Regions from separate parts of the Homo sapiens genome. Here region 2 is linked to region 1. Evidence: chromatin loops called from intact Hi-C (ENCODE). Cell type or tissue: endothelial cell of umbilical vein. All regions are shown on one strand. Links, peaks and the distances in the headings refer to the core of each region. The heading gives the core; the rest is flanking DNA.

Evidence for each region. A loop is a pair of places that touch in the nucleus more often than their neighbours do. Peaks named below come from ENCODE experiments on the same cell type or tissue, not always from the same donor. Only the 100,000 strongest peaks of a DNase experiment are listed, where the experiment ranks them.
Region 2: a loop joins it to region 1, with 10 times the contacts of the local background. A loop is called at or near these places in 12 of 110 quality-filtered maps.

Annotation. Positions count from the first base shown.
Region 1 is chr19:6,014,892-6,030,464 of GRCh38, forward strand. RFX2 (regulatory factor X2) reads right to left here. Exons shown (of 18, transcript NM_000635.4): 6 at 11,272-11,346; 7 at 1,199-1,380. RANBP3-DT (RANBP3 divergent transcript) reads left to right here. Exons shown (of 4, transcript NR_046376.1): 3 at 4,945-5,052; 4 at 5,159-5,472. Among named protein-coding and RNA genes, the nearest start is that of RFX2-AS1, 40 kb to the right of the region's middle. RefSeq lists enhancers at 119-618, 3,495-3,996. In endothelial cell of umbilical vein, for the core only: a CTCF peak has its summit at 7,577 (motif pointing left); DNase peaks (open chromatin) are centred at 7,550 and 8,620; H3K27ac peaks cover 997 bases.
Region 2 is chr19:5,961,233-5,976,805 of GRCh38, forward strand. The region is part of intron 1 of RANBP3 (RAN binding protein 3); the gene reads right to left. Among named protein-coding and RNA genes, the nearest start is that of RANBP3, 9.1 kb to the right of the region's middle. RefSeq lists enhancers at 1-163, 647-866, 1,461-2,108, 2,242-2,793, 6,746-7,040 and 1 more and a silencer at 1,137-1,186. In endothelial cell of umbilical vein, for the core only: a CTCF peak has its summit at 6,877 (motif pointing right); DNase peaks (open chromatin) are centred at 6,919 and 7,549; H3K27ac peaks cover 1,143 bases.

The sequences.
Region 1 (15,573 bases), core at 5,305-10,304:
CACGTGAGTCAGCCCCAACCCCACAAAAGCAGATGCCAAGCCTCGCTGGCCACAGGATCACAGCCTCAGCAGGCAGCAGCCTACTGCACTCTCTGGGCCACCAGCTTTGGGTTGGAGGTGCTGCTGTTTCTTTCTGTTAGAGGAGAGTTGGCATAATTGCCTGTGATAAGTCTGTGGCCTGTGATGTCCCGGGGCTGCCATAGGCCAAGAGAAGGCGGGGTGGATTGGTCCAGGTACAGCAAAAGACACCAAGAGGCCGGGCACAGTGACTCACACCTGTAATCCCAGAACTTTGGGAGGCTGAGGCAGGCAGATCACTTGAGGCCAAGAGTTTGAGACCAGCCTGGCCACCATGTCGAAACCCTGTCTCTACTAAAAATATAAAAATTAGCCAGGCGTGCTGGTGGGGGCCCGTAAATCCCAGCTACTTGGGAGGCTGAGGCAGGAGAATTGGTTGAACCCAGGAGGTGGAGGCTGCAGTGAGCCGAGATGACGCCACTGCACTCCAGCCTGGGTGACAGAGCAAGGCTGTGTCTCAAAAACAAAACACTGAGAAATGGTAAATCCAGCTCTGCTGGATAAACCAGAGGCTACATTTTGTTTGTTTGTTTGTTTGACACAGGGTCTTGCTCTGTCACCCAGGCTGGAGTGCAGTGGTGCAATCGTGGCTCACCGCAGCCTCAACCTCCTGGGCTCAAGTGCTCCTCCCCTCTCAGTCTCCCAAATAGGTGAAATTACAGGTGTGCAAATACGTGTGCACCACTATGCCTGGCTAATTTTTAATTTTTTTGTAGAGATGAGGTCTTGCTATGTTGCCCAGGCTGGTCTTGAACTCCTAGTCTCAAGTGATCCTCTTGCCTCGGCCTCCCAAACTGTTGGGATTTCAGGTGTGCACCACCACACCTGGCCCAGAGGCTGCTCTAAAACAAAAAAAGAAAAGTATTGTTTGGGAAATTTCAAAAGGAGAGAGAAAACCAGAGTGATCCCCACGTCCTATCACCGGCTTCTAAAGCCGACACCGTGGGCTACACCTGGCCACAGCCAAGGCTGCCGCCAATTGAAAGTAACTGCAAGCACTCCAGAGGTGGCTGCGAATCAGGCCACCTGGAAAGGAGGAGGAAGCCTCGCATTTTCCCAAAAGCTCCATTTCTTGGGAAAGGAAGAGGAAGAACAGGTGGGCTGGGGATCGTCTACCCACCTGGTGCCCAGCCGCCGCGTTCTCAGCCCCATAAACACAGAACGGATCAGTTTCCCGAAGGAGGCGGCGTTCACTGGGTCTAGCTTGTGCTCCTGGCAGTGCCGAAGGTAGTGGTTGTAAAGAGAACTTCTGGGGAGACTCACACCTTCCGCTGTTTCATAATTATCCAACAGCCACTGGAGCTGTAAAAAGAAAGACACGTCTGCGTTTGTCAGAAGCCTGAGGAACGCTAACATGCCAACGTGGACTCATTAAGAGAATTACTTGCGTTCCCTGTGTTACCAAATGGGATGAGGAAATCCATCTTTTCTTTCTTTTTGAGGCGGAGTCTTGCTCTGTCACCCAGTCTGGAGTACAGTGGCGCAATCTCGGCTCACTGCAGCCTCTGTCTCCTGGGTTCAAGCAATTTTCCTCCCTCAGCCTCCCAGGTAGCTGGGATTACAGGTGTCCGACACCACATCTGGCTAGTTTTTGTATTTTTAGTAGAGACGGGGTTTCACCATGTTGCCCAGGCTGGTCTCAAACTACTGACCTCAGGTGATCCGCCTGCCTCAGCCTCCCAAAGTGCTGGGATTACAGGCGTGAGCCACCGTGCCTGGCCAGAAATCCATCTTTATGGTCACTGATTTGAGTTCTCTAAGCAGATTAATGAATCCCTCATTTTCTTTTGCTTATTGATTCTTTCATGTTTAGCCTGGTTTTCAGGTTCCTGGACTTAATTTGTAAACATCTGGGTGTGATCAGGAACTATTAGCTTCTGTCTTCAGTCCCTTAAATGAAATACCCACACACCACACAGGCTTTAACACCAAATCGCTCCCCAACATACAGGAATGGAGAGAAATTCTGTTGCTGAACAGGAAGATTGAAGAAGACTCGGGGGCCCCACAGCCCTGTGTTCTGTAGTGAGCAGTGAGCTAACATGTACTGAGATCCCTTATTGAGGGAGGTACAAATGGAAATTCAGTAAAATACACAAATGCTTATATGCACGGTTTTGTGTCTAAGTCAAAAGGCAGGACATAGCTACTTGGGAGGCTGAGGTGGGAGGATTGCTTGAGCCCAGGAGGTTGAGGCTGCAGTGAGCTAGGGTCGCGCCACACTGTACTCCAGCCTGGGCGACAGGGCAAGACTTCGTCTCTTTCAAAAAACGAAACAAAACAAAAAGATGGGCTAAATGAGTCCCGAGCCAAGGACTATGCCTCGAGAGGTGAACATCCAGTTAGAAGGGCTGCGAGAACTGTCCACACGAAGAGCTCAGTCCCCACACTGGGCATGGACGCAAAGGTGGCCTGCCCACCAACTGATGCCCTCACCCAGGTGCCTTAAAGACTGCGGCTTAATTCTGGTTTCCACCTCTCCCTCTGCTATCGTCTGTCCCCTGATCCAGAGAGGTCTGCTATGTGAATACAAAAGGCTTGCACTGATGCCTGCGATTTGCAGAAAGACAGGAATTCCACGCACAGAAGCGAGGCCCGAGTCCAGATCCCATGTCAAGAGCGTCGGGGGAAACCAGCTGTCTCTACCTGGTCCCCTTTGTGCGAGGCTGTCAGCTGCTTTGTCTAGGCTGAGCCCCGCTTCCAGAGCTCCGAAGGGCTCCTGCTGCCTGGGCCCTTCAGAGTGGGCAGTGCTGGGTCCTCAGCCCTCCCCCACCGGGCATGTTGGGCTCCTGCACAGCCCTTGGCCTGGGAAGCCCTTGTCCCTGTGCCCCGCACACCCCACAAGACACAAAGTAGGCGTGTCCCCTGGGAAATATCTGTCCACTCACCACAGCGTACCCATGGCACCCCCCCGCCCCACTGTCACGTTTGCCTGTCTGTTTGCCCCATCCCCACCCCCCCAACTCAGCATTAGAAGCTGGGGAGGAAGAAAGCATTCATCTCCCTTTAATTATTTATTTATTGAAATGGAGTCTCACTCTGTCACCCAGGCTGGAGGTGCAGTGGCGCAATCTTGGCACACTGCAACCTCCACTTCCAGGCTTCAAGTGATTCTTCTGCCTCAGCCTCCTGAGTAGCTGGCATTATAGGCATGCACCACCACATCTGGCTTATGTTTTTTGTATTTTTAGTAGAGATGGGATTTTGCCATGTTGGCCTCGAATTCCTGACCTCAGGTGATCCACCCGCCTTGGCCTCCCAAAGTGCTGGGATTACAGGCGTGAGCCACCGCGCCCGGCCTTCATCTCCTTTTTATGAAATAGTGCTATGGGGTGGTTCTGACGAGCCCTGCACCAGCGACCAGCACCTCAGAACCCCTTTTATCTCATCTAAGACCCACTCGATCCAGCCTGTCCTGGCCCCTCCAGCCCTAACAGGGGTTGACCCAGGGCCACAGTGGAGTGAGGACCTGCCCTGGGTTCTGGAACGTTTCACAGGAGGACAAACAGGTCAAAGGTTCAGGTGAAGGGGTGTGTGGGGCCTGAACGCGGAGGTCTCTTAAGCCGAATTGCAGGTGAGCTGCGGGGCTGAGTTCCATTTTAGGAAGGGGGAAGTTAAGTCTTGGGCTGGAGTTCAGGGTAGAGATTGGGACCAGATGTGTTACTTTGGAACCAAAGAGCTGAGGACAAAACCTCCAAGGGGTGGGAAGAGTCAGTCACCCAGCAGGGGCACTGCCCACGTGGGTGTTGAGGATGAAGAGGAGCAAAGCGTAAGCCTCGAAGTGTGGGTCCAACCTCACGTCCTGCCTCTGGGGCAAGCCAGGAGGGCTTCAGACCTCCTGACCACAAGCTCCCCTCCAGCTCTGCTCCTGCAGGTAAGTCCCGTGGCCAAACATCCCTCCTTACCAAAGGGACAGGAGTGGTTCCTGCCACAATCCCTGAGCTTGGATTCCGGTTCCCTGGCCGCCCCTGAATCACTCAAGTAGCCTATCACCTCCTCCTCAGCACCAGGGACCCCTCGCCCTCTTGCTACCACAAAGTCTGCCTCCTGCCGCCTGCAGGGCCCTGTGTGAAGTGCAGTGTCCCCCACCCCCCCGCCATGAGTGCAGGTGATCGTTAGCAGTTGCCATCGTTAGCAGGTGCCAATTTCATCCGTCCAGCATTGGGTGCCATGTGCTTGGCTGTGCCCATAACCACAGGGAGGGACCCCCGCCCTCTTGTCCTTTGAATAAGGGGCAGTTAAAACAAAGGACCCTGAGAAGGGCCCGGAGTGGAGACTTCATCTCTTCCTCACTTGCCTCTTTGGGAAAAGGGACATCAGAGTTTTCACTTTCCATCAAGTCATTCACACCCTTCATCTTCCGACTTTCTGGACTGGACTTTTTCCAATACAATGGAGGCAGTGTTGCTTTTTTCTCCTCCAAAGTCCGGCTCTGGCAGAGTGCTTGGACCCTTAAGAGCTTAAGAGCTCCGGAGTCTTCCCTGTATTTAATGCTATGAATACTATGAACCACAACCTTGATGTTGAAGTTAGTGTGTGAGTATGTGTGTGTGTGTGTGTGTGTGTGTGTGTGTGTATATACTTTTATATACTTTTTTTTTTTTTTAGAGACAGGGATATATATATATATATATATTTAGAGATAGGGTCTCATCCTGTCACCACCCCAGGCTGGAGCGCAGTGGTGCAATCATGGCTCATGCAGCCTCCAACTCCCGGGCTCAAGTGATCCTCCTGCCTCAGCTTCCAGAAGTGTTGGGATGACAGTCGGGAGCTGCAGTGTGGGCCCTGAAGCTTTTCTTCCCAGTGGCTTCACCGTCCGGATTTGTCATGTGTGCTGATTGATTTATCGCCTGTTCCCCGCAGACTATGCTCTCCCTGAGGGTGGAGACGGAGCCAGGTTTGCCCATGTGAGCATCTGCAGGATCCTGGAGATGTCTCAAGCCTGGCAGCAGAGAAAGACTGTCCAAGGAGGTAGATGGGGAGCAACAGAGGGTGTCTGGGTGAAGAAGCCAGAGGCTTCCCTTGGTCATTCTGAGGCTGGGGGCACAGGTGCCACTTCTTAGACTGTCCTCCACAGGCAGCAGGAGCCAAGGCCAGTGACACCACATCTCAAGGAGCCAAATGACGATGCGGATTTTCAGGCTAAAACTGTGAGGCCAGATTTTGCGGGCGGTGAGCTGGAAGGAGCACTGGACTAGGAGTCCTGAGAGGTTAGAGTATAAGACTCCATCCACCAGGAGGACATACTGGCTCACACATAAAAAGAAAGTTTTGGAACAGATGATCCTTCTGCTGTTTACCCCCGAACCCCCAGGCTATTTAAGAGTAGAATCCTTTGCTTGGGTAATTACGTTGACATTGACACTAAAAGGATGCATAGTTGTCTTGACAGCAAGTCCTTCTTGCTCAACATCAAGAAACCACAGAGAAGACTGAAGCGGCTGGAACAGTCGCGTCTATTTCCTCCCTCTTCTGTGTTGATGAACTTCTGGGAGGAGAATGGGGTTAGAACCGAAGTATGGCTTGCAGACTCTGTTCAGGGTCTACGCCTCACCAGCAGGCTGGGAGCCACTTATGCACCGGGCCTTCCCATCCCTCGGTGCTGGAGCCCACACCTGGCGGCACGTCAGACTGCGGCAAGCATCACAGGTCAGTTCCGTGAAACCGACCACGAGGGTCCAGCCGCTCCAACCACACTCGCCCACCTCCCCTGCTCTTGAGGGCTCGGGTACCTTCATGCCAGGAAAGGCAGCAGCTGGACGGAGTCACCTTTCTGGTTTGGGCATGTTCTGCAGTCTGCTTTGTCTGCTGATATTTGCATTCTTTCTGTGTCAATATCAAACACAAATAAGCAGAACGCTTTCCAAGGAAATGTACATGTGTACCCACATTTGCCACAATCTGTCAGGACAGCACACTTCTTGATGAAATGGATCAAATCATTCCTTTTAAGGAAAAAAAATCCCGAAATGCCAGCGCCTCCCTCTCCCCGGCCCCCCAACAAAGGCCTGTGGTTCTGGGCTCTTTGCAGGCACAGCCCCTGTGGACAGATATCCTCACCTGCCGGTGGGAAGGCAGGGATCATGCCCACCTACCTGGCCCCCTTTGTCTCCTAAGATACTTGTTTCTATTCCTGGGGGCAAATTTGCCTGACACTGGCTCCTGGTGGTGAGTTAGAGTCTCACCGGGCCATACACTAGCAGCTCGGGCAGCTATTCCAACCGTCCAGGTGTGCCCTGTGTTGACATAATCCGACTTGGAACATCCACCTTTTCACCCATTCCACAAATATTTACGAGAGCTGGCTCTATGCCAGGCCTTGTTTAGGTGCTGGGGATGCAACGGCGAATAAAAGACAAAAACCCCTGCCCCCTGGAAGCGTCCGTTCTTGTCTGGCAGAGACCCACAATAAATAAGTAAAATGAACCGAATGAGGGCTGATGCCGAGTGCCGTCAGAGAAATTCACCTGGGAAAGGGGATGGGGTCGCCGCCACGGAGGGACTGGAGGGAGGACTGCAACGGTATAGTAAGTTGAGGTGGGGTGGGGGTGTCAGGCAGGGCTCACTGAGAAAGTGCCCACTGAGTGAAGACTCAGAGGAGGTGAGGGGGAGCCTGGGGAAGAGAGCTTCAGGCAGAGGGCCCCACAGTGCAAAGGCCCTGGGGCAGGTCCGAGCCTGGTGCATTGGAGGAATAGCGAGGAGGCCCGTGTGGCTGGAGCACAGTGAGGAGTGGGAGAGAGCGGGTCCTGCAGGGCCTTGTGGGCCATTTTGACAACACTCGGTTCTACTTGGAGGGCCAAGGGGAGCCCTGGAGGCTTCCAAGCAGAGCAGTGTGGCGATCTGACCTGGGTTTTAGCAGGATCACTCTGGTGGCTGCTGTGAGAAGGGGCTGGAGGCTGGGTAGGGGTGGGTGCTGACGGCTGGCTAGGAGGTGGCCGAAAGAATCCACAGGGACAGTGGCGGCTCGGGAAGTAGTCGAAGTGGAGGAGGTGGGGGGTGCCACCTGGTTCTGGATCTTTCTTGAAGGTGAGGTTGAAGAGCATCTGGGGGTGGGCATGAGAGGAGCAAGGAGGCGAGGACGCAGTGGGGTTGGGGGCCGAGCGCCTGGAAGATTGGCTGCCCCTGCCTCAGATGGGACCGTGGGCGGGAGGCGCAGGGGTTGTGGGAGGCGCAGGGGTTGTTGAGGGTGGAGGCCACGCACTGAGCTAAGACACTAATCCGAGGCAGGCAGGAATTCCAAGGGAAAACAGCGGCACTTCTGGACAGAGGCCCCTTCTGAGGAGCTGCCGGCTCTAGCAACCCCACTGTGGCCTGCAGGACAGCACGGCCATCGTGCCAGGCTACACAGGTCACCAGCTGAAGGCTAAATGACCTTTGACAATGTGTGTTTCTTGATTTCAAAGCAAAAAGTCACATAACCCAAATACGACTCTTCCACACGCAGCTCTCTCCCGCAGGGTGTGCAAGTGATGTGTTTACTTTAGCAGACAGCGCCACCTCATGGTGACAGAGACTCGGTGAACCTGCTACGGGGTCCCGGTCGGCTGGTAGCCTGAGGGCAGCCCGGTGGCCCCCAGGGGCTGAGGCCGCCTCTTCTGCTCAAGTCGGTGGCCTGCCACACCCGGTCGGGTGAAGACATGTTTCATCCCCAGCCCCGGCTCCGTCCCCTTCCCTCTGGAAGAGCTAATCCCCATTTTCACGGCGCCATATCATGCCCTTTTCCAGTTTGGACACTGCTAGGGGGCCTCCTCCTCCCTGGGAGTTTCCACGCCAGGCTGACCATCAGCTGGCTGGAAGGTTCTTCCAATGTGCAGACCTCCAGGCCCTGCAGACCCCCTGGGTCCAAGCCCCTAGAGGGGAGGCCTGGGAAGCTCCTGTTGACCGGCTGGGTCTGGACAATGCTGTCTCGTTTTACCAGGCTCCCAGCACCTGAATACACCTTCCCTCCTGAGACAGCGCAGAGGAGGGAACCAGCTCCGCGGAACACGTGGCCAGCTCCGCTCAGAGATGTCTGTGAGGGGTTCCCTAGGTGGGTTTCCCACGTCTTCCACCTTCTGCCCTCAAATGCTAAGCTCCCTGGAGTGACTTTTCCTCCTTTTTTACTCCCTATGTTCGGCACTGACCTGGCCAGAACCCTGCACACGGTAGACGGTGGTCTGACGTCACCAGCTGGCAGCAAGGAAGAGGCGCACAGGCCCTGCTGCTGGGGCGACCTGCCTGGGGCTGTCTGAGAAGGGAGGTCTGGGAGGCCACTGGGAAAATGGGTCTCCAGGGCCCAGCTGCTCCCACACACTTGGCTTATCTGCCACAGGGTCAGGCTGGCAGGGGAGGTGGCACTGTGGCTGTGCCCCCGCCTGACCTGCAGAAGGCCGCTGCCCACCACGACCTCAGTCTCAGCCACAGGCAGCCCTGGGGACAATCGTTGCAAGGGCACGTCACCCCGTCCATCAGCAGATCACGTGCTTTAACTCCTCTCTTCCTCTCTGGCTCTCACATTTGCCAAAACAAGATCTAAGTTTATTCTGCCCGTGTGTGTGGTGAACTTTTTAGAAAGATCTTATTTTACTTCCTTTGCTTCGAGTCACCAAGCCCGGAATCTTACTGATCACAGCTCATGACAGAAGGAAACAACTCAACAGCGAATCATCAGTGAGTAAAAGAAACGAGAGATTTTACCTTCAGCTCGGGAATACGAATCTTCATCGGGGAAGCGACCTGAGAAAGTCTGCCTTTCGGATGAAGTGTTAGAAAGCAGGAAGGATCCCAGCAGCCAGAGACAAGCGGCTCATGCATTTTCCCATAGACATTTTTTCTTTTTTTTTTTTGAGATGGAGTCTCGCTCTGTCTCCCAGGCTGGAGTGCAGTGGCGCAATCTCAGCTCACTGCAACCTCCGTCTCCCAGGTTCAAGCGATTCTCCTGTCTCAGCCTCCAGAGTAGCTGGGACTACAGGCATGTGCCACCACGCCCGGCTAATATTTGTATTTTTGGTAGAGATGGGGTTTCGTCATGTTGGTCAGGCTGGTCTGGAACTCCTGACCTCAAGTGGTACACCCGCCTTGGTCTCCCAAACTGCTGGGATTACAGGCGTGAGCCACCGTGCCCAGCCCATTTTCCCATAGACATTTTAACTCTCCCGTGGACTTGCTGCCTGTCCAGGCTCTGCACCCCCATCCTGCCTGGGTCACGCAGCCCTCTCGCCCAGGGCTGATACCCTGGACCCGCATGGGTTTGCGTTCAGGCTGAAGATGGCCTGATCCTTGCTGAATGGGGAATGGTATTCTGCACATTTTCCCATGTATGTGCTCTGAGTTTAAGACTGGGGGCTGGGGAGATCCTCTCTCCAAGCACGTGTGGAAGACTCCCTTCTCCCTGAGTTCATCTACAGGGAGGATGTCATCCAGCAGTGACAGATGACAGGATGACCATGTCCTACCCAGCCTGGAGAGGGGCGGGGCACTGAGCAGGGGTCTGGCATGGTGTTTGTTTTGTTTTGTCTTTTTTGCTTCAAGACAATCGGCAGAAGGAAATATTTCTGCCATTTCTTCTAGTGACCAGCCCCCTGAGGCAAAGGGCAGAGGCCTCGTCAGGGGCTGCGGTGAGCAGGTGACCACACCTGTACCTAACCCATAACCCAGGTTTCTGGACCTGTCCTACATCACTTTCTGCCCCCAGAATCACTCACTGCCTTTTGATAACGCCTCATTTTACACATCGGCCAGCACAGAAGTCAGGATGGAATCACAGTGAGGACGGGAGTGAGGACGGGATCACGGTGAGGACGGGAGTGAGGACGGGATCACGGTGAGGACGGGAGTGAGGACGGGATCACGGTGAGGACGGGAGTGAGGACGGGATCACGGTGAGGACGGGAGTGAGGACGGGATCACGGTGAGGACGGGAGTGAGGACGGGATCACGGTGAGGACGGGAGTCAGGACGGGATCACGGTGAGGACGGGAGTCAGGACGGGATCACGGTGAGGACGGGAGTCAGGACGGGATCACGGTGATGACTGGGGTCCACTGAAGGGGACTTCTTCTCTGATGTCTGAATTCTCAAGAGAATGTCAGAGCCCAGTTTAAGTGCTAGAGAGCAACTACTAGAAGGACATTCTGACTTCGATGGCCCGTCCCAGTGTTAAGATGCCGAACACATTTCCAGCTATGTGCAAAACCGAATCAAGAGCGTTTGGGGAGAAGTGAAAGCGATGAGTCTGAGGGGGCCAGAGCTTTCCTTCTCTGTTGTCCCTGGAAATAAAGACGGAGCCTGCCACGTCCCCCAGTCCCATCCTGCTACAGGGCTGTGCAGAGCTGAGATGCCCCCAACCTCCTGTCATGGGGACTGTGATCACGGTCTTCTCCCAAGAGACAAGGGGAGGAGAAAAATCCTAGACGCTAAAATCTGTATGAATTAGCTGCTTTATGCTTTTCTCAAATTACTGTTTCTTTCCAAGAGAGGATCCCAAGAAAATTAGCTAAGAGTCTAAGGCATTCCCGATCCTATGTCATTTTCTCTCTTTTTTGTTGCTGTTGCTGATTTTTGTATTGTTTTTATTTTTCATATATAACTATACTGCTTATCACCTGCCAGGTATTGTTGAAAGTATTTTACGTACATTAAATAATTTACTCCCTATGACAACCCGAGGAGGTAGGTGTTGTTATTATCTACCTTTTACAAATAAAGAATCTGTCTTGATTTCTCCTTCATTGCTGAAGGGTATTTTTTGCTGGATGTAGGATTCTAGATTGGCTTCCCCTCAACCACCTTTCACAAATGACACTTTAAAGGTGTCATTTTATTGTCTTCTTCTTTTTTTTTTTTTTTTTTTGAGATGGAGTCTCACTCTGTTGCCCAGGCTGGACTGCAGTGGCGTGATCTCGGCTCACTGCAACCTCTGCCTCCCGGGTTCAAGCGATTCTCCTGCCTCAGCCTCCCAAGTAGCTGGGATTACAGGCGCCCACCACCATGCCCAGCTAATTTTTCTATTTTAATAGAGACGGGGTTTCACCATGTTGGCCAGGCTGGTCTCAAACTCCTGACTTCAAGTGATCCACCCGCCTTGGCCTCCCAAAGTGCTGGGATTACAGGTGTGAGCCACCGCACCTGGTTGCCTTCATTTGTCTTAAAAATGTCTATGCAGGTTACAAGCAGAGCAGGGACAGGTTGCCAGGTCAGACGCACACTTACATGGCTGTTGAGTAAACCGCTTTTGTGTGATGTGATTCCTTCGCTTTTTTGGAGGTTTTCAATCGCCATTTCAAGCTAAAGAAAATGTGTGCAGAAACAAAACAAAACAAAATGGAAAAAAAAAAAAAGGAAATCAGATGGTTAGCATCAGCCAAGATTTGTTTTTATTAATATCCAAATAATGATTCGAGCTCCTACAAAATAAAAATGAGGCTCCACGCAGGCAGGGCGGGGGTGAGTTAAATTGTGCATGAAAGCTGCGGTAGGGAGTGTTGCTTCGCACACGTAGGTAAGCCCGAGAGCCCGTCCAACAGAAGCAGCAGAAATCATGTTGTAAAAACTTGCTACTGAACTTTAACCTGGCATATGTGTGTGCACGCCGTAGCATTAATATGCAGCCACTGCATCCATTCCAGTGTCAGCCAAGCCAGCATCATAGTCACCTGCTCCTTTCCCCACGCCACATCGATGGGGAACCAGAATGAAAGCAAGGAGAGATGGCAGCCTTGACTCCCCAGCCAGGCTGTCCTGTCGCAAATCCCAGGGTCTCCCCGCTGCTGGAGGCTTTGGGAAAATAGCAGCGAGGCCAAAGACTCAGACCCTGCCACCAGGAGGCCGTAGGATCCAGGGCCACTGGACACTGTCTGGCGAATGTTTACCCAGTGGGAGCTGTGCGAAGAAGATTTTTGGAAAAGAGAAAAGAGTTTTGGAAGAAAGAGTTGGGCAGCTAACAGCAGAACTTCCTGGAGGAAGGGGCTTTTGAGTTGGATCCTGAAGGACCTGATGGAGGTGGGGAGGGAGGTGGGCGGCAGGTCCACGCGATGGAGGAGGCACACAGCTGTGCGTGGCCACTAAGGCATTCGCACGCATTTGGTTTGTCCTAGACTCGCACACGGAAAACAGCGACGTAAAATCTGCTGCAGCCCACCCTGACGACCAGAGGACTGAAGCGGGAGGAGATGAACTTGAAGTATATGCTTCCTTTCTTAAGGAGGCCAAAGACTTGACACTTCTGCAAAGAGCAGGTTGAGTGTGTATTTCAGAGAGCAGGCGAGCGGAGCTGAGTTCAAGAATGAGAGGGTAACTGCTTCTCCCACGGCCTCCGACCACGGTGGTTCTGCCTTCTCTCATTAGCTACCCTTGCTTCAAGCCAAGGAGGACGTCAGGGTCACCTTTAAGAAGTGCAGAAGGTACACTGGAGGACCAGGGGAAAGTAGGATGGTGAGACCTCTCCCACCCATCAGCCTCAGGGTGCAGGCGATGAGAAGGCAATCGCCACCTCTATGATAGAAAAAACACACATGCCACCCCCATGTCTTGGGGCCATTCTGATCTGCAGCTTGGGCAGCCACGTGAGTACTGCCCTGTGGCACCTTCCCTGTGGGACATCGCTCACCTATGGGTGCCGGGAGAGCAGAGTGCATGACCTCTGGAAGTCTGCCCTAATCTCAGGGGGCCTTGTCCAGTGCCCAGCAGACTGGGAAGGAGAAGAAAACACTGTCTCTCCAACATAGTGGGTCTCAATCATTTGGTCTATTAAAAAATACACTATTACAAAATTTTGAGATTTCACCACCCACCCCTGAAAAAGAGCTTTATTTACTTATCTTTTTCTTGAGCCAGAGTCTTACTCTGTTTCCCAGGCTGGAGTGCAGTGATGTGATCTCGGCTCAGGGCCACCTCTGCCTCCTAGGCTCAAGTGATTCTCATGCCTCAGCCTCCTGAGTAGCTGGGATTATAGGCATGTGCCACCACACCCAGCTAATTTTTGTATTTTTTAGCAGAGACGGGATTTCTCTACGTTGGCCAAGCTGGTCTTGAACTCCTGGCCTCAAGTGATCCGCCCACCTCGGCCTCCCAAAGTTCTGGGATTACAGGCATAAGCTACCACACCCTGCCTGCTTTTGTTTTTAAAAGTTAAATGTATTATTTCCCTTATTAGAAATCAAAATAGATAATTTTTAAAAAGATGTATTAATTCATTAAAAAATAATAAACCCATTATAGGTTAACACTTGAAGAATAGGTACACTTTCCAAATTAAAAAAAAAAACAACAAAACCAAAAGAAGAGTGGAATGATTCCGCATCTTCACAAATCTGTAGAGTGCGTGACTTACAGAAGACAACTCTACACATCTACTTCTGTATCTCCATCTGTTATTGTATACTGTTTTAGTTGAAGTACATTGAAAAAACTTGGCCTCACACAGATATATAGTTGGAAAAGGAGCACTGTTTTAATAGCCTTTTCAGATAACTGGGGATATTTTTACTTGATACTATAGCAACACTTGACAGCTGGTAATTTCTTAAAGGTTAGCTGCAATGTGGAATCTGAAACCATATCAACGAGCTTTTCATCCTCAGTTACATTAAAATCCATTAATCTTGAGCTGACATCCATGACAATGGCAGAGTAAGGAACTCTAGAACCCATCCCTTCACAAAAGCAGTCAAAAAATGGGCAAAAATTGTCAGAATCGACTTTATCAGAACTCTGGAAATGAATTAAAAGATTATGGCAAACAGGTGAACCCTTAATTAAAAAAAAAAAAGATGAAACTTGGCATTTAAGGAAATTTTCGTCAGATCACTAGCTGACCACTAAGGTAACTGAATAGAGATTTTGGCCGGGCACGGTGGCTCACGCCTATAATCCCAGCACTTCGGGAGGCTGAGGCATGTGGATTGCTTGAGGCCAGGAGTTCAAGACCAGCCTGGCTAACATGGTGAAACCCTGTCTCTACTAAAAATACCAAAAAAAATTAGGTGGGTGTGGTGGCACATGCCTGTAATCCCAGCTTCTGGGGAGGCTGAGGCAGAAGGATCGCTTGAATCCGGGAAGCAGAGATTGCAGTGAGCCAAGATCACACCATTGCACTCCAGCCTGGCCAACAGAGTGAGACTGTCTCAAAAAAAAAAAAAAATGCAGATTTTACAAAATTAGTTCAGAAAGGTCATGAAACAAACGATCAACAACACCTATAAGCAGCAACAGCAAACCCTGGGGAGAACAGAAGAATCCAATATTCAGCGTCACCATGTTAAACTATTCAAAATATCCAGTTTTCCACAAAAATTATGAGGCACGCAAAAAAAAAAAAAGAAAGTATGGCCCATATGTAGAAATAAATAAATAGGACTATCTCTGAGAAAATCGAGCCACTGGACTTATGAAACAAAGAGTTTAAATCAACTATATAAAATATACTTAAAGAGCTAAAGGAAATCATGTACAAAGCACTATAAAAAACCATGACAGGCTGGGTGTGGTGGCTCACACCTGTAATCCCAGCACTTTGGGAGGGTGAGTTGGGTGGATCACTTAAAGTCAGGAGTTCAGGGACCAGCCTGGCCAACATGGTGAAACCCTGTCTCTACTAAAAATACAAAAATTAGCTAGGCGTGGTGGTGGGCGTCTGTAATTCCAGCTACTTGAAAGGCTGAGGCCTGAGAACTGTTGAGCCTGGGAGGCGGGGTTTGTAGTGAACTGAGATCACGCCACTGCACTCCAACCTGGGTGACAGAGTGAGATTCCATATCAAAACAAAAACAAAACAAAACAACAAAAAAACACATGAGAGTGATGTTTCACCAGTAGAATATCAATAAGGAGACAGAAATTGTAAAAAGGAACCAAATAAAATTTCTGGAGTTGAAAGTATAATAGCTGGAATGAAAACTTCACTAGGGGAGGTTCAACAGCAGATTTGAGCAGGCAGAAGAAAGAATCAGGGAACTTGAAGATGGGTCAATTGAGATTACCCAGTCTGAGGAGCGGAAAGAAAAAAGAATGAAGAAAAATGAGCTGAGCCTAAGAAACTTGTGGGACACCACCAAGCTTACCAACAAACACACAATAGGAGTCCCAGAAAGAGAGGAGAGGGAGAAAGTGGTAAAGTCTATTTGAATAAGTAATGGCTGAAAACTTCCCAAATTTGATGAAAGGCATGAATCTATACACTCTAAACTAAATCTATACACTCAACAAACTTTAAGTGGCATAAACTCAAAGAAATCCACACCAAAGACACATTATAATCAAACTGTTGAAAGGCAAAGACAAAGAGAGAATCCTAGAAGCAGTAGGAGAGAAGTGGCGTCACAAACAAAGAATCCAGAATATGAGTAATGGCTGATTTCTCAACAGAAACCATGGAGGCCAGAGGGCAGTGAAACGACTTAATCAAAGTGCCAGAAAGCGGAAAAACCCACATGTCAATGAGCAGATGAATGGATAAACAAAATGTGGTCCATCCATACAATGGAATAATTTAGCCACACACAAAAAAATAAGGTT
Region 2 (15,573 bases), core at 4,640-9,639, 54 kb before region 1:
GGAGATTGAGACCATCCTGGCTAACACGGTGAAACCCTGTCTCTACTAAAAATACAAAAAATTAGCCGGGCGTGGTGGCAGGTGCCTTTAGTCCCAGCAACTCGGGAGGCTGAGCTTGCAGTGAGCCAAGGTTGCGCCACTGCACTCCAGCCTGGGTGACAGAGCGAGATTCCATCTCAAAACAAAACAAAACAAAACAAAACAAAAACTGCAGTGTCGGCCGGGCACAGTGGCTCATGCCTGTAATCCCAGCATTTTGGGAGGCCGAGGCGGGAGGATCACCTGAGGTCGGGAGTTCGAGACCAGCCTGATCAACATGGAGAAACCCCTTCTCTACTAAAAATACAAAAACTGAGCCAGGCGTGGTGGCGCAACCTGTAAGCCCAGCTACTCAAGAGGCTGAGGCAGGAGAATCACTTGAACCTGGGACGCAGAGGTTGCAGTGAGCTGAGATGGTGCCATTGCACTCCAGCCTGGGCAACAAGAGTGAAACTCTGTCTCAAAACAAAACAAAACAAAACAAAACAAAACAAAACTGCAGTGTCTCCCACAGACTAGAGGCTGAGCACCTTGAGACAGGCCACATCCAGCCACTCACCCTCCACCTCCCACTGTGGTGGCACTGAAAAGCCCGCTGTCGCTGCACGTCCCACACTTAGGGTGCACTTCTGGACTTCTGCTTGGTTTAGTCCCACTACCAAGAGCGCGTGGTTCCCCTTGTTTTCCATGGCCAGTGCTTACTCCTGCACAGACACCATCTCCTTCAGGAAGCTCCCACTGTGAGAGGCGTGCCTGCCCTGCTGCACTCCCTCCCGAGCAGGCCTTATATCCTGCCACGGGGCACGCGGAGACCACGGCCACAGCAGCTGAAACAGCCTATCACCCAGCGTACACCGCATCAACACCCTGCAATGAGTGTTTGAACTAGGCCCTCTCTCTGTCATTCATCTACACAACACCAGCTGCTACGTACTCACAAATATTTACTAAGCCCTCATTCTGTGCAGGGCGCCACAGGAAGAGTGGAGAACAGGAAGCTGAGGGCAGACGCTTCAGGAGAAAACATCTGACTGAAAGGGAGGGGCGTGTTTGCACTTGGTGACCAGGCACTGTGGAGCCCTGGCACTCCCAGAGGGGTGTGTGGTGACAGCATCTACCCCTAGATGTAAGTTCTAGAAAGTGGGGCCTCGTCTGTTCCGTTTCTCTCTGTATTCTCAGTGCCAAACACAGAGCCTCACACTTAACAGGCACTCAACCGGCAGTTAGAGGGTGAATGAAATGTCACACGCCGCAAGGACAAGGACCCAGGGAGCCATGGTCAGGGCTCTCCAGAGGAACGGAACCAAGAGGATACAGCAATAGGAGATGAACTTGGCCCATCTCGGCCCATTGGGACCCCTGCTGATGGCAGGTCTGGCATTCATGACTGACCCAGCCACTGCACTAACATGTAGAAATGAGCTTTAGTCACATCTGCACCCAAAACACAGAGCGTCAGTTACTCACGCTGCATTTCTACTCAGGCCAAAGGTTGATCAACTGCAAATCAGCACGGCTATCGCAAACAGACAAGACACACAAGCCCCATTCCAGGCAGGACCGCCCCACTGCCCCCGACCACCAGACACACGGGTTGCTGTTCGTAGCCATTCCCTATCACCAGGCTGATTCTGGCTATACCAGTGAGGAAGCAGCGTGTGAACACCGCTACCTCCAACTCAAGTTTGGGGAATGGACAGGCGGCCAGAAGTAGGGAGGCTTCAACAACCTGCTTCAATTCCTAGCCCAGCTTTTCTTTCACAGGTCAAGGGAAGATCACCACTGCAGATTTCTAGAGACCCACCATGAAGACCTTTAATATTAAAATAGGAGTCAAATGCAGACTATTTGACCCAGAATCTGTCAACCAAGTGGTTGGGTTTTTTGTTTTTGTTTTTGGTCCTGTAACATGCTCCCTGTTGAAACCTAGTTTGTAAAAAATGCAGTCTGTCTGGAGATTGACTTTACACATCCGTATATTAAGAGATTAGAAAACCAATACGAGGCACAGTGGCTCATGTTTGTAATCCCAGCACTTGGGAGGGTGACGAGGGAGGATCACTTGAGCCCAGGAGTTGAAGACCTGTCTGGGCAACATAATGAGACCCTATTTCTACAAAAAACAAACAAATAGCCAGGCATGGTGGCGCACTCCTGTAGTCCCAGCTACTTGGGAGGCCGAGGTGGGAGGACTGCTTGAGCCCAGGAGTTAGAGGCTGCAGTGAGCCATGATCGTGCCACTGCACTCCAGGCTGGGTGACAGAGTGAGACCTTGTCTCAAAAACAGAGAGAAAGGAAAGAAACTCATTTGACCAGACGCTTCTCAAAGTTATTTGACTAGGGAGTCCCCCCCATTTCCAGGGACATCCACAATGAGGCCTGAGAATGACGTTTCAAGGACCACTGTGGACAACACTGGTGTGTGAAGCGGGGGAGATTCTGAGCCCCTCTTCCTTGGACACAAGTCACCTCAAACAATGTGTGAAGTGCTCTGGCCCACCACATACTTCTTCTCTGGCCTCACCATGGCCTTCAGGGGCACTGTGCACCAAGTCCCACATGGCTGCTGCTGAATTCAGAACCCTCGTCCCATCTAGCATCCTCTACCCTGCGAACCTCCTCAGCTCACATGCCCAGACAGCACCCAGCCTGAGCCCAACAATTGTGATCCTGTGATGATCACAGACCCAGGCCAGGGAGAGTCCCCTGCTGCCCCCTGGTACCCCAGGAAAACAGCAAGGGAAGATGGCCTGGCCAGAAACTGAAAGGAGTGAGCCCCTGCTGGCATCCGGGCCCACGGTGCTGGCTCTCCCTCCCATCCCCTGCTACCCTCAACCCACTTGTGAGGCTCCGATGCAAAATGGGACCAGCTGGGATTCCCCAGGACAGGGCCGGTGTCCTGGTCCTGGTCTTTGCAGCCCCAGCGATGAGCACAGACAGGCTAAGAAGCAAGCCAGCCCCAGCACAGGAAGCTTGGCCATCTCTGCTCTCCTTTCCAACTTCTGCCAGATGTTGGGAACCCCTTAGACCTGCTTGGCCTGCCCCCCCACCTCCACCCAGTCATCCTCACGTGGCTATGGCTGTCAGGGTGCTCTGTCCCACCTAGTTGAGCCTGGGAACCACTCTGCCAGCTGCACAGAGGATGAAAAGATTCAATCCTAATATTCCCTCAGCAATTCCACACATCCCAGCACCCACTGTGCACTAAGCACTGCGTCGGCCTCTGGAGACACGTCCCTGTCTGTCTAGAGCACCCATCACACCTTATCTGAACATATGACACAGGGGAGGCACAGCAGGCCCTGGGAACATAGAGCTGGGGCTTCCAACCCAGTGAGGCTGTGAAGGGAGTGAATCAGGGAATGCTGCTGGGAGAGGGGCTGTCTGGACAGAAGGACAAGCAGCATTTGGCCACATGACCGGGAAGCACACGGCAGCAGAGTGAGGAGTGCTGGAGGAACCAGGTCAGGGTGGCACATGCAGTGGGCCTAGTACTGTGCTAATGCTTGGGACACGCCTTGGGGACAGACTGGAAAACAGGGCAGCCTGGGGGAAGAGGAGCTAAGTGGAGGTGGTAGGGTGGGGGGGGGGGTGGCACGGTGGGGGGTCACCTCCGCCCTTCCCTGGGGTCTGAGGTCTGCACATTTATACCTGCATGTGTCAGTGTAGAAGCTCCTAGGAAGGAAACTCCAATCAAATTGAAGCAGTTCCTATGACAGCTTTTTTGAGGAAAGAGCCAAAGATCTCTGCGATGAAGGTGGGGATCCTGGTGGAAGGGGGTCTCTTCCCCTGGTGGGATACAGGCTTCCTCCTGACCCTAGAGGAACTGTTCTCCTTGCAGGGGGCAGTAGGTCTCTGAGGAGGTGGGGGGCTTGAGGAGGTGGGCCCTTCCTCTAAAGCAGAAATGACCAATCTGGGACCCAGGTGGCTTGGGGGTGTGTGTGCGAAGTCCATAAAACCCTCACCCTGAACCCTGATGAAGTCACCTCTGTAATTTGGTGGACAGCATCTTTATCTAGGGAAAGGGCCCAGATACTGCCTCTTCAAAGAGTAAGGAGGGTGAAAGGAGGAGGGCGGTTTCAACAGCCCACATGTGAGAGTTAAATAGCAGGCTTCCTGGTAGCACCTCTACAAGCAGCCTCCAGGGACCAGGACTCAAAAAGGTTTTATCTGTATTTTTTCTGCCAAGAGACTGACTGGTGGCAAAACTTTGATGACAAAATGAATTCTGTGTCTATTTCAGAGGCAGCAAGGAGGGGAGAGGGTGCTGTAGAGCCCCTTGGGACAGGGTGGGTGGTGGGGGCTTCCCAGACTTAAGGAAAGGAGTGAGGTCTCTGCAGCCTACTGCAAGCAAGGAAAGGAGAAAGCAAGGAGCTGGGCTGAACCCCAGCGGTGGCCCAGGGGAGAAAGGTGAGTTTCCCAACGCTCCAGGTGAAGAAGGGTTGTAGAATCCTGTTTTACCTCTTAGACTTATCTTAGTTTCTGCCATGATATGCACAGCAAAGGCATCCACAAATGGGGTCTCCCAGACGCGTGATGGTTTCATATACGTGGCCAGCGTTCTTCGAGCACTTCTTTATGTGTTAGGTTTTATCTGCATCATGTCACCTAATCTCCACAACCACCTTAGGAGGTGGCTTACACCAACATCCTTTCACAGGAAAGGAAACGGATAATCAGGTCAAGCGACCTGTCGGAGGTGGGCCCGGGTCTTCGGGCCAGGTGGGCCGACTCTGAAGCCCCGGCCCATGCTCCTGAGTGCCACGCTCCACTCCGCTGCTGGCCAAGAACTACGTGTGCAAAAGGGAGGAGTTACCTGGACTCCAGTTTGCTTCCTCTCACCTTTTCTGTGCAGGTAGGCCTCAGAGCTACAACACATACACTCTTCCCTTTAGAGAAATGACAGCAGGAATAAAGTAGCTGTCAGTTGCTGTTCTGGATAAGCACCTATGGAGGAGCACGAACCAAACTAGGGGGCTAGTCATGAGTTCCGGGGTCAGTGAAAGGCTTCCCACAGGTCACATGACCACCTGCCTCAGCCAACACAGTGTGTGATTATCCCAATGGCTGATCCCCGACAAGACTGCAATCCTTTAAGGTTGTCAAGACAAGGATCAAAGACACATTCCAAGGCACACACTCAATGGTGACACAAGCTGCTTTCTGTCTTCATCTGTCAAATGTTCGGCCCTGGAATGCTTTGCGTAATATATTCAGAATCTAAGCTGACAACACACACACTCTCGCCTCCGCCTCTCTCCTCTTCCGTATAAACTTTCTTTCCTCACTGCTGCAGAGAATAATTTACAAAGAAGCAAGGGCAGCCCTGCCTTACAGTAAGCTTTGCTTCCCCACCAGCCCATGGCTGTCTCCAGCCTGTCATGGAGGATCTCCCGCTAAAACTAAATAGAAGAAACTACGTAGGCCTGGGAAAACACATATAAGAGAGAATCTGGAATATCTTTGCTTTTTCTGTTTATTCGCCTCCTGACTGATGACTCCAATACCTGCCAAGAAAATGCCCTCATCTAGAAAGCAATTGAGAACTCCTGACCAAACTGTCAGCAAGGTACTTGCATAAAATTAGCTTTAATCCTGGGCTGATATGTCTTAATCTTCTTACCTGTGAAAAAAATATGGAAAGCATCTCGCCAACACAAATAACAGTCTATTAAAATGTGGCAACTCCTGTAATCTGGTGACACGATCACAACCCTTCAAGTCATTTATTTTTTCAGAAATTATTATAAACAGTTCTGTGCCACAGCACAAAGGTAAATCTGTCACTGACGTGTCAGGTCTGTCCTCCAACTGATTCTTTGGTACGGAATGGAACTGATCTCAAACATGCAGTTGCTAGGTGATGCCTCTGCGGATCTCCGTGTATAGCATGCTCGGGTTCTCCAGCCCAGCTAGTGGAAGGCGGTGGGACCCTGGATGACTCCGTTCTTTTCTCAATACTCGAATATATTTCTATAACTTTCAACTGGTCTCATGGAGATTATGGGGACACACTTTTTGGAGCTGATGATATCCTACATTTTATGTACTTCTTTCTGGAATGCTCATCATCTTGGCATTACCTTCAACTACCGAACTCCAAGCCAACTTCCAACCACTCTCATCTCACCACCAGATACTTACACTTCCAACAAGCATTGCAGGGGCAACAGGCATTTGTTAAAAGGCCTTTACTGGACTCCGAGGTAGGTACTTTACATATCTAGTCTCATTCATCATAGACGCATCCCCATGACATCCTCCTCATATCCCACTCCACCCCATGAGGGCCAAGCCACATTCTGCCTTCTTTATTTCTACCTTTATCAGCCCTGCAGCCAAACCCTTCTAAGCTTCCACTCCTGCGCCACCCAGACCGTAAGCCCCGGGGGGCAGAACTTGCACTTCTGAACAGAAACCCCATAAAGTTATACAAAGTCAGCAACTCTGCCTACAACTGTATGGATGGCTGGGTTCAGTGGCTCATGCCTGTAATCCCAGCACGTTGGGAGGCCGAGGCATGTGGATCACTTGAGGAAAGGAGTTTGAGACCAGCCTGGGCAACATGGTGAAATCGTGTCTCTACCCAAAATACAAAAATTAGCTGGGCCTGGTGGGATATGTAATCCCAGCTACTCGGGAGGCTGAGACCCAAGCATCACTTGAACCCAGGAGGTGGAGGTTGCAGTGAGCTGAGATAGCACCACTGCACTCCAGCCTGGGCGACAGAGTGAGACTCTGTCTCCAAAAAAAAAGAAAAGAAAGAAAAAAGAAAAAACTGCGTGGAGAGATGGAGGATCCAGCTTTAACGGCACTTTTCTGTTCCGCCACTAGGTGGTGTGACACCAACACAGCTGAGGCAACATGCAAGTGGCTGAAGACTCGGGAAAGTTCCAGTAGAGACAACAGGAATCCCCTCCTCTCTACACGGAAGCTTACAGGAAGGAAATCCAAGAACTACAGAATTTATGCTGAGGCAGCAGAGCAAAACTGATGATACTGGAGAGCGCGGGCTCTGGTCTTTGTGTGTGTTCAAACCTGCCCTGGCCACTTACTTGCGGTTGGGATCCCAGATAAGACAATGTACCTCTGGCACAATGTCTTCATTTGCATATCAGGGCTGTTATTTCACCCCAGGCAGCTTCGGCAAGGATGAAATGAAATGCTGCACATGCCGTGTTTGGGGAAGTGGTTGGCACACAGGATGATTCCACACTGGCACTGGTAGCATTATTATGCTCGGAAGATTGCAAACATATTGATGCCACCTTAAAGCATAGGCCTTGGATTCAAGGACAGCTGCCAGTGCCCGGCAACGACAAATGCGTCAGAGTCTGACCCCTTTTAGGGGGTGGAATGGTTGGATCCAAGAGCTGCCTGGACGCCTGGGACACTCAAGGCAAACGCTCAGGTGCTCGGAATGCCTGAGCCCTTCTGAGGTCACAGGAAACAGGTGGGATCTGAAGGCAGGCCGAGCCGAGCAGCCAAGCCTTGCTCTCACCAGCAGGATCTACCAAGCACAGACTTGTGCTAGGCACCGAGCTTGCCACTGGAGACAGGAAAGAAATGGCAGACAAGGCCGCAGCTCTCTACTGGGAAAGAGAAAACAAACAAGTACCTGCTGTGTGCAGAGATAACTGGGTAGTTCTGGAGCTGGGTGCTGCAGAGAAAATACCACAGGATGGTGGGAGAGAGTGAGTGAATGGGTAAGGCCTCGCTGAAGCTCACACATGAAGGGTGAGCAGGGATGAGCCAGGTGAAGGCAGGGGATCCCAGGCAGAGGGGACCCCAAGTCAAAGGTTCTAAGGAAAGGAAGAGCCTGGAGGCCCATGTTTGGAGGGGAGGAGAACGGGAAGGGCTGGGTGGAGCCCACAGGACGTTCAGCCTTGCAGGCCATGCTGACAAATCTGGATTTATCCAGTGTAAAGGTTGGGGCCCAGGCTCTGGACTCTTAGGACCCAGTGGCCATCACCATCAATGCTGCAAAACATCCTCTCTCCTCTGAGCAGAGGGTAACTGCCTGTTTTCTCACCCTCTCCCCCAGAGAAAGGCAAGTTCTCAAGGACCGTTTCCACTCACGCTCTGCTCTCACAGATGCAACGCAGGAATTAATTCTGGGTAAATAAGTTCCCAAAATTCTCTGTGGCAAACCTGGGGGAGTTTAATTTAGCAAAGGCATTTTAAACTTACTGCAAAAGGCAAGGCCTGCCTTCTAAACATGTGTATGGAGTAACTACTACTGTCTCTAGAATTTCCTCCCTTTCTTTGAACACCATAAACAGCGACAGCGAAATGCAGTGCCCTACGCGGGTCAGTTTTCAGGGGTGAACGAGTGCCCATTACCTAGAGTTTACTGACTCACCGGGAAGGACAAGCATGAACTCCTAGACTCCATGGCTGGAGACAGGCGCACTGGCCCTAGCCAGCCCTACCTGCTTCCATGGCCTCGGGCTTCAGCCCCTGTGAAATGGTGCAGCCAGGACTCAGGCATCCCTGAAGGTTCTTCCCAGCCCTTACATTCTGTCAGGTCCTCACCCTGGACCAGAGGCAGTGTTAAAGGTCAAGGAAAAGACTGTTCTTCCTGAAGAGGGATATGATGTCCATTGAGGCCTACTCAGCTGCCAAAAGGCCAGAATAGAAAAATAAGGTTGGGAGGAAGGGCCTTAAACTCTAGCTGGCAATTAATTTATTCCTGGGTAGGTTCCTTTGATCCTATGACCAGTGGTTCTCACCCAGGAGTAACTTCATCTCCCTGGAGACACTGGTCAAAATCTGGAGACATTGTGACTGTCATGTTTGTGGGGGTGTGGAGGAAACTGTTACAGACATCTAGTGGATGGAGACCAGGGATGCTGACCAACATCCTAGGAGGCTCAGAACAGTGCCCTACCAGCAAGTGACCCAAGTCCAAATGTCAACTGAGCTGAGGGCAAGAAACCTTGCATTAATCTTGGGCAAAAAAATTGAGCTGGATCTCTAACTCACATTATACACCAAAATAAATCCCCAATAGATTAGATGGCACAAACCAGGGTGACCCCCCACCCTGGCTTCTGGGATTCACCGCCTCTCTCCCTCCCCACTCAGACTGTGGCTTTAAATGTGTACAGGCTCCTACGACCTCAGTAGGTTAGATAACTATGGAACACAAAGTCTCTTGGGTGTCAATGAAATCCCATAACCCAATGGTTCTCAAGTGGGGGCAATTCTGACATTAAGGGGACACTGGACAGTGTCTGGAGACCTTTTATCTTCTCATGACTGGGAGTGGATGGGTGGGATGACTGGGTGCTATGGCATCACATGAGTAGAGGCTAGAGGGGCTACCCAACATCCTCCAAAGCACAAGATGGCCACCACCAGCCCCAATGTCAAGAATACTGAGGTGGAAAAACCCTGGTATAACTCACAGGGTGCTTTCTCTCTACTCAGGCATCCAATTAGGAGAATCACAGCTAGAAGTAACTGACATGTATCTCCACATTCCAGTAGGTCAATTACCAGAAGTATATTCTCTCTCACACCACAATCCTCAGACTTGCGTATCATCGTTCCCATTTTACAGATGCAAGAGCTAAGGTCAGACAACTTGCCCATGTTTCTAGGGCAGAAGGCAAGACACAAACCAAGGACAGCCAATCCAGGTGCTTCCAACCATGCCACAAGTTGCCAATGGGAACCTGCTGGTCAGCTCTGGTTTAGAATTCTCCCGATGTTGGCAAGGCAGCGGAGAAACCCACACTGTACACTGAGGCTCTGCTAGCACATGCCAGTGGTTCTCAAATTTCCTGGTCTCGGGACCCTTTTCCACGCTTGTCAATGACTGAACATCCCCAAGAGCTTTTGGAAATGTGGGATGTAGCTACTACTGACACCATATTAGAAATGAAACCTAAGACAATTTCAAAATACTTAAGATTATAATAAACTCCAGAAAGGTTTAGTTAAATAACATATTTTTATGAAAAATAAGTATTTAAAAAAATCTGAGAAGAGTGGCATTATTTTACATTTTGACAAATGTCTTTAACGTCTGACTTAATAGAAGATAGCTGAATTCTCTCTCTTTTTTTTTTATTAAAGAGAGGGGCTTTGTTGCCCAGGCTGGCTTTGAACTCCTGGGCTCAAGAGATCCTCCCACCTCAGCCTCCCAAGTAGCTGGGACTGCAGGTGTTTGCCACTGTGCCCGGCCTGAATTCTCTTATCTGCTTCTATAGTTCATCTGTTGGCATATCACACATCCAATAACCTCTGGAAAAAAACTCCACTGTCCATTTTCAAGTGAATAAGAGTGAAAAAAGAGCAGATAGTGTCTTTGTGTTGTTATGAAATAGTTTTGAACTTGCAGTCCCCTTGAAAAGGTCTTGGGGACTGCAGGGCCCCGGACCATCTTTGAGAACTGCTGCCATATGCTATCTGAGTTCTAGCATTCCAAGGACACTAAATCCTAAATTACAGACCATGAGGTGCTTTATGCTAAGGTTCTAGCTAAAGAGCACTCTAAGTGTAGAGAATGCAGAGTCTAGGAGTCTGTATAATAGGATTGAAACCCAAATACCAACCAAGGTCACAGGCACTGGAAGAGAAGGAAGTGGGCTAGGCCCCAAGTAACATGGCGGAGACCACAATATCCAATCTAATCTATCCACAGGCGCAGCTGTTCCTTAGCACTGAAAAATCACTGCTGTGCAAGAATGCAGGCCAAGGGTGGTTGCTGTTTTCTGAGAGAAATCAGAAATACAATTTTTTTCCCCTCTGAAATCTCAGAATTTTAAGTGTTGGCTCCTAATTACAAACAAAAACCTAAATGGGCCAAATTAAATATGTCTGCTTGCCCTTCAGGCAAGTTTGCAACTTCTGCCTGTGGTTTTCAACTCTGGCTTCATGTTGTTAAACATCTGTGGAGCTCTTTAAAACCACAGACACCCTAGAACTCCTGGAACCATCTCCAATGGTGCAGCCCAGGCAGCAGTTTTGATTTTCCCTGACAACCTCCTTAAACAAGTGTGAAGCCCATCCAGGGCTGAGATCCATAGCTAGTGCTGTGTGGCAGCTCTAAGTGCCAAGACTACTGAGGAGGAAGCAAACTGTGGACATGTGGAAGGTGGTGGTGAGGAGCTTTACCCTGATGTCCCAGGCCACGTTATTCTCTACTGCGTAGGGCAGAGTCAAACAGAACACCGCTCCACCAGGACCCCCTAAAACAAAGAAAACATCACCACCAGACCCTGAATAGATAATGATGCAAGCCCAACTGCCTCACGATTGCTTCAAAGTACCATGGAGAGCTACCAAATGCCCAGCCAAGCCAATACCAGCCATCTCGGCAGTTTTGTGGTCCTCTGGTAAGTTTTGAGGAACGGCGCTCTCTTCTCAGATTCCCCAAATGCATCTCAACTTTCCCCAAATGGCCTTCGTCTCCCACTACACCCAGGCCTATTCACTGTCTGAACTCACGTAGGAGGGCAGAATTCAACCCCCCTTCTCCACCCCAAGCTCCTCCAAATGCCACTCGAAGCTCACCCCATTCCTGCTGCTTCTGCTCACTCTGACCACCTCAGAGGAGGAGCACACACCAGACCCAGGTTGACCCTAACACCTAATGAATGCACGAGGGTGCCGGGAAAATCCCATTTTCTGGTAAACGGAGAGGCAGGCTGAAGGCTTGTTTGAAACATTTTGCAGAAGCCCAGTGAGGGCTTTTCTGTCTATACGCAGGATCCTGGGCAAAATGGAAAGTCTCTTCAAAGAGTATAAAGATTTTGCAGCCTGGATACCCCTTGGGTACCATCAGGCCCCTTCTGCTACAGATACAGGAGGCACAGTGGAGGTGAAAGCACACATTCTGCTCTAAGCAAAAATCCCAGAATTAGTTTTTATAATAAATTCACGAGAAACTTTCCAAAAGTTGTTTAAGATAGGTTCCAACTATTTCAGTTCTAGCTAACCAATAAAAATTCAGTTGCATCTCACCCTCTCAGGGGCTAGGTTTTAAGTCAACAAGGTGCAAGCTGAGAGAAGCCAAACCACCCTCAAAAATCTCTCGACTCATACCTGGTCAGGCTTTTAAATCAGTAGTTCTCAACTGAAAGCAACTCTGCCCCCGGGGGGACACTGGGACGGAGACATTTCCACTGTCATGACTGGCGGGGATGAGGAGGGGGATGTGCTATTAGCATTTAGTGGGGTAGAGGCCAGGGATCCTCATTAAGATCCTACAGTGCACAGCGCAATCGCCCACAACAGAGAATTACCTGGCCCCAGATGTCTGTAGTGCTCAGGCTGGGATCCCTGAGATCACTAAGTGACAGGCAGGACAGAACTTAGGAGGACCCAGAGCCCAGGCCCTGCTGGTCTTCTGCCAGGGGCTCAGCCCAGGGCCAACTCTGAGTGGGGCAGGTTCACCCACACAATGGAGACTTTGCTGAACCCTTCAGCTGAATGTGTCCAGAGCAGAGTGCACTGTAGTAAAAACAGTGACCTGAGTGTTTATTACTATGAGCAGAGACTGGTGCTAAACAATGTATGTGCACTCATTCCTTCAATGCTCACAGCAACCACGAGGTGGGTGTGGTTACCATTATTCCCATTTTATTGGTGTGGAAACGGGGGGCTCAAAGAGGTTAAGAAATTTGCCCCAAATGACTCAGAGTGGACAGCGGAGTTAAAACACAAACCCAGCTCTCTGAGGACCAAAGCCTGTGTCCCCACCATCGATACCAGTGAGTCTCTCACCTGGGGGCGATTCTGCAGCCTCCCCACCCCCACTCCCCAGGGGCTGTGTCAGGAGACTTCTTCTGTTGTCATGACGACCCCGCGAGTGAGGGGAGGTGTGTGCTACTGGCATCTAGTGAGTAGGTCCAAGGATGCTACCGTGCTGCTAAGGATCCTGCAACGCACAGGACAGCCCCTCCCGCCAAAGAGAGCCATCAAAACGTCAACTGCACCACACAAAGGTGAGAGCCCTGCTTCACACTGTCTCCCGGGTTTCCACCACGCATGTCCACAGGCCAACAGGGCCTTTCATGTCAGGATCTAGAATCCAAGATTCCCTGGAGTTCAAATGTGCTTTGCTCACCCTCTTTCCAGTCTTCTTTACCTTTGCCAGGGACAAAACTCTGCCTTCAAATCCTGATGTCAGCCTACAATGCAGCATAACCCTAGAGACAGGATGAGTAATGAGTCTGGGAGGTATCAATGGGGAAATGCCAAGCAGGGGAGACTTATCCCTGGATGCAAGGGTGAAACATGCACACACACTGTCTGAGAGGAAAAGCACTCAGGTGGACTTTAAAAGTCCCAGACCACAGGAAGGGCTGTGAGAGTTGCTGTCACCATCCATGAGGCGTTCACCATGGTGACGAGGGCCAACAAGATGCTTTACACAACAGAAAACATTTCCTCGTATACAAGCAGAGGACACCTACCCTCTACTACTCAAACCAGCGGGTCTCAACCCTGCCTGCACATGAGAATCACCTGTGCTGCCACCTGTACAGAGGCCCAGAACCCACCCAACACCAGAGAGAATCGGAATCTGCAGGGCGTGGCGACTGAGCATCTGCGGTTTCAGGAAAGTTCCCCAGGGGGTACTGATGCCCAGCCGGGTGGACAGCCGCTGCTCAGCCTGACACAGAGGTGGGACTGGCCCAGAGAAGAGAGATGGCAAATGGATGGAGGAGGGACTGGGTGTGAGGGTGGAGCAACTTATGATCTCAGTCTGGAAAGGCAGAAGCCAAGAGGGCATTTGACTAGAGCTTAAACAGCAAGAACAAACACGTGACCATGGGGCAGCCCCTAAAGCTTCAAAAGGCACAGGCAAGGAGGCCCCACTTTACACAGTGAATAACAAATTAAACATCCTGGCAGGCTGTACAAGCCAAAACCAGAAATGGAGTGTTCAAGAAACACACAATGACTGATTGAAGGACGGCAGGGATATATGAGGCACAAAGTCCACCAAGATTTGATTTCCTGAGGACAGTTATCCCAGAACTAGCGTCAGGGACAACGTGCTAGGTGAGTGTGGCACTTACTAGGGAAAAAAAGTGAAGTTCAAAACATTCCATTTCTCTCTTTGGCCCTTACCAGTTCAACTATCCCATTTACAACCAATAGCTCATGTGGACAGCATATGCTAGAAACAGTATCCCCTGGAAAAGGGCAAGCCATAATTTCCCCTTTGTGCTCAAATGTATTCCTCACAACAGGGTCCTCACTGGTGAATTCATTCATTCATGCATTCATTCATTCAACCAATATTTCCTGTGTACCTACTCTGTGCCAGGCACCGTTCTAGATGCAAGGGGGCAATCAGTGATCATAACATAAAAATCCCTGACCTCATGGAGCTTACATGGGGCAAACATGCATGTAATATCTAGCATGCCGGATTGTTAAGAGCTATACAGGAAAATCAAGCAGGGTGAACGGAATAGAGAACATGGATTTAATTTGAAATAGGTGGCCAGAGAAGCTCTCATTAATAAAGTAACATATATGAGTAAAAACCAGAAGAAGTGAGCCATGGGGGTATCTGGGGGAAAACTGTTTCAGTTAGAGGAATCAGCAGGAGAAAAGGCTAAAAGCGGGGAGTGTATGCAACATTCAAGGAAAACTGAAAAAGCCAGAGTAGTTAGCACAGAGCAAGGCAGCAGAGAGTGGCGAGAGAGAAGGACAGGGACATATTGGGGCCCACTATGGGCTGAGAAGTTCTCAGATGGGTAAGGGTGGAGGGAACGGGGGCTAAGCATTGACGGTGTTGGTGGGGAGAAGTGGTGGTCCCCCTTTGGGAATAATTTTAAGGTAGAAATGATAGTATTTGCTGTGCAGTATGAGAAAGAGGGAAACCAGGGGTGACTTCAAGGTTTGGGGCCAGAAGAATTCAAAGAATGGACCTGCCTAACTAACTACAATGGGTGAAAGACCATGGGATGGGCAGGTGTAGTGGGGGAGATAAGGATTTTGTTTTGGAAACGCTCTAGACTTACCTATGACACATCCAAATGGAGATGTCGAAATGTGATGCTGGACATGAGTCCTGAGTTCAAGAAGCTATGTGGGCTCAGGATGTAAATACATAAAATATGTCATACTGATTCCCACTTACCCAGTCCCTCTGTAACTAGATCTCATGAGTTGGAATGCTGCAACCCTCCATGGGCTCCTTTATCTTAAAAAAAGAGATGTAGCAGCCGGGTGCGGTGGCTCACGCCTGTAATCCCAGCACTTTGGGAGGCCGAGGCGGGCAGATCACGAGGTCAGGAGATGGAGACCATCCTGGCCAACATGGTGAAACCCCGTCTGTACTAAAAACACAAAAATTAGCTGGGTGTGGTGGTGCGCGCCTGTAATCCCAGCTACTCGGGAGGCTGAGGCAGGAGAATCACCTGAACCCGGGAGGCGGAGATTGCAGTGAGCCGAGATGGCGCCACTGCACTCCAGCCTGGCTACAGAGCTAGACTCCGTCCCAAAAAATAAAATAGAATAAAATGGCCAAGAATCAGGGAGAGAACCTGTGCTGCTGCCTGTACA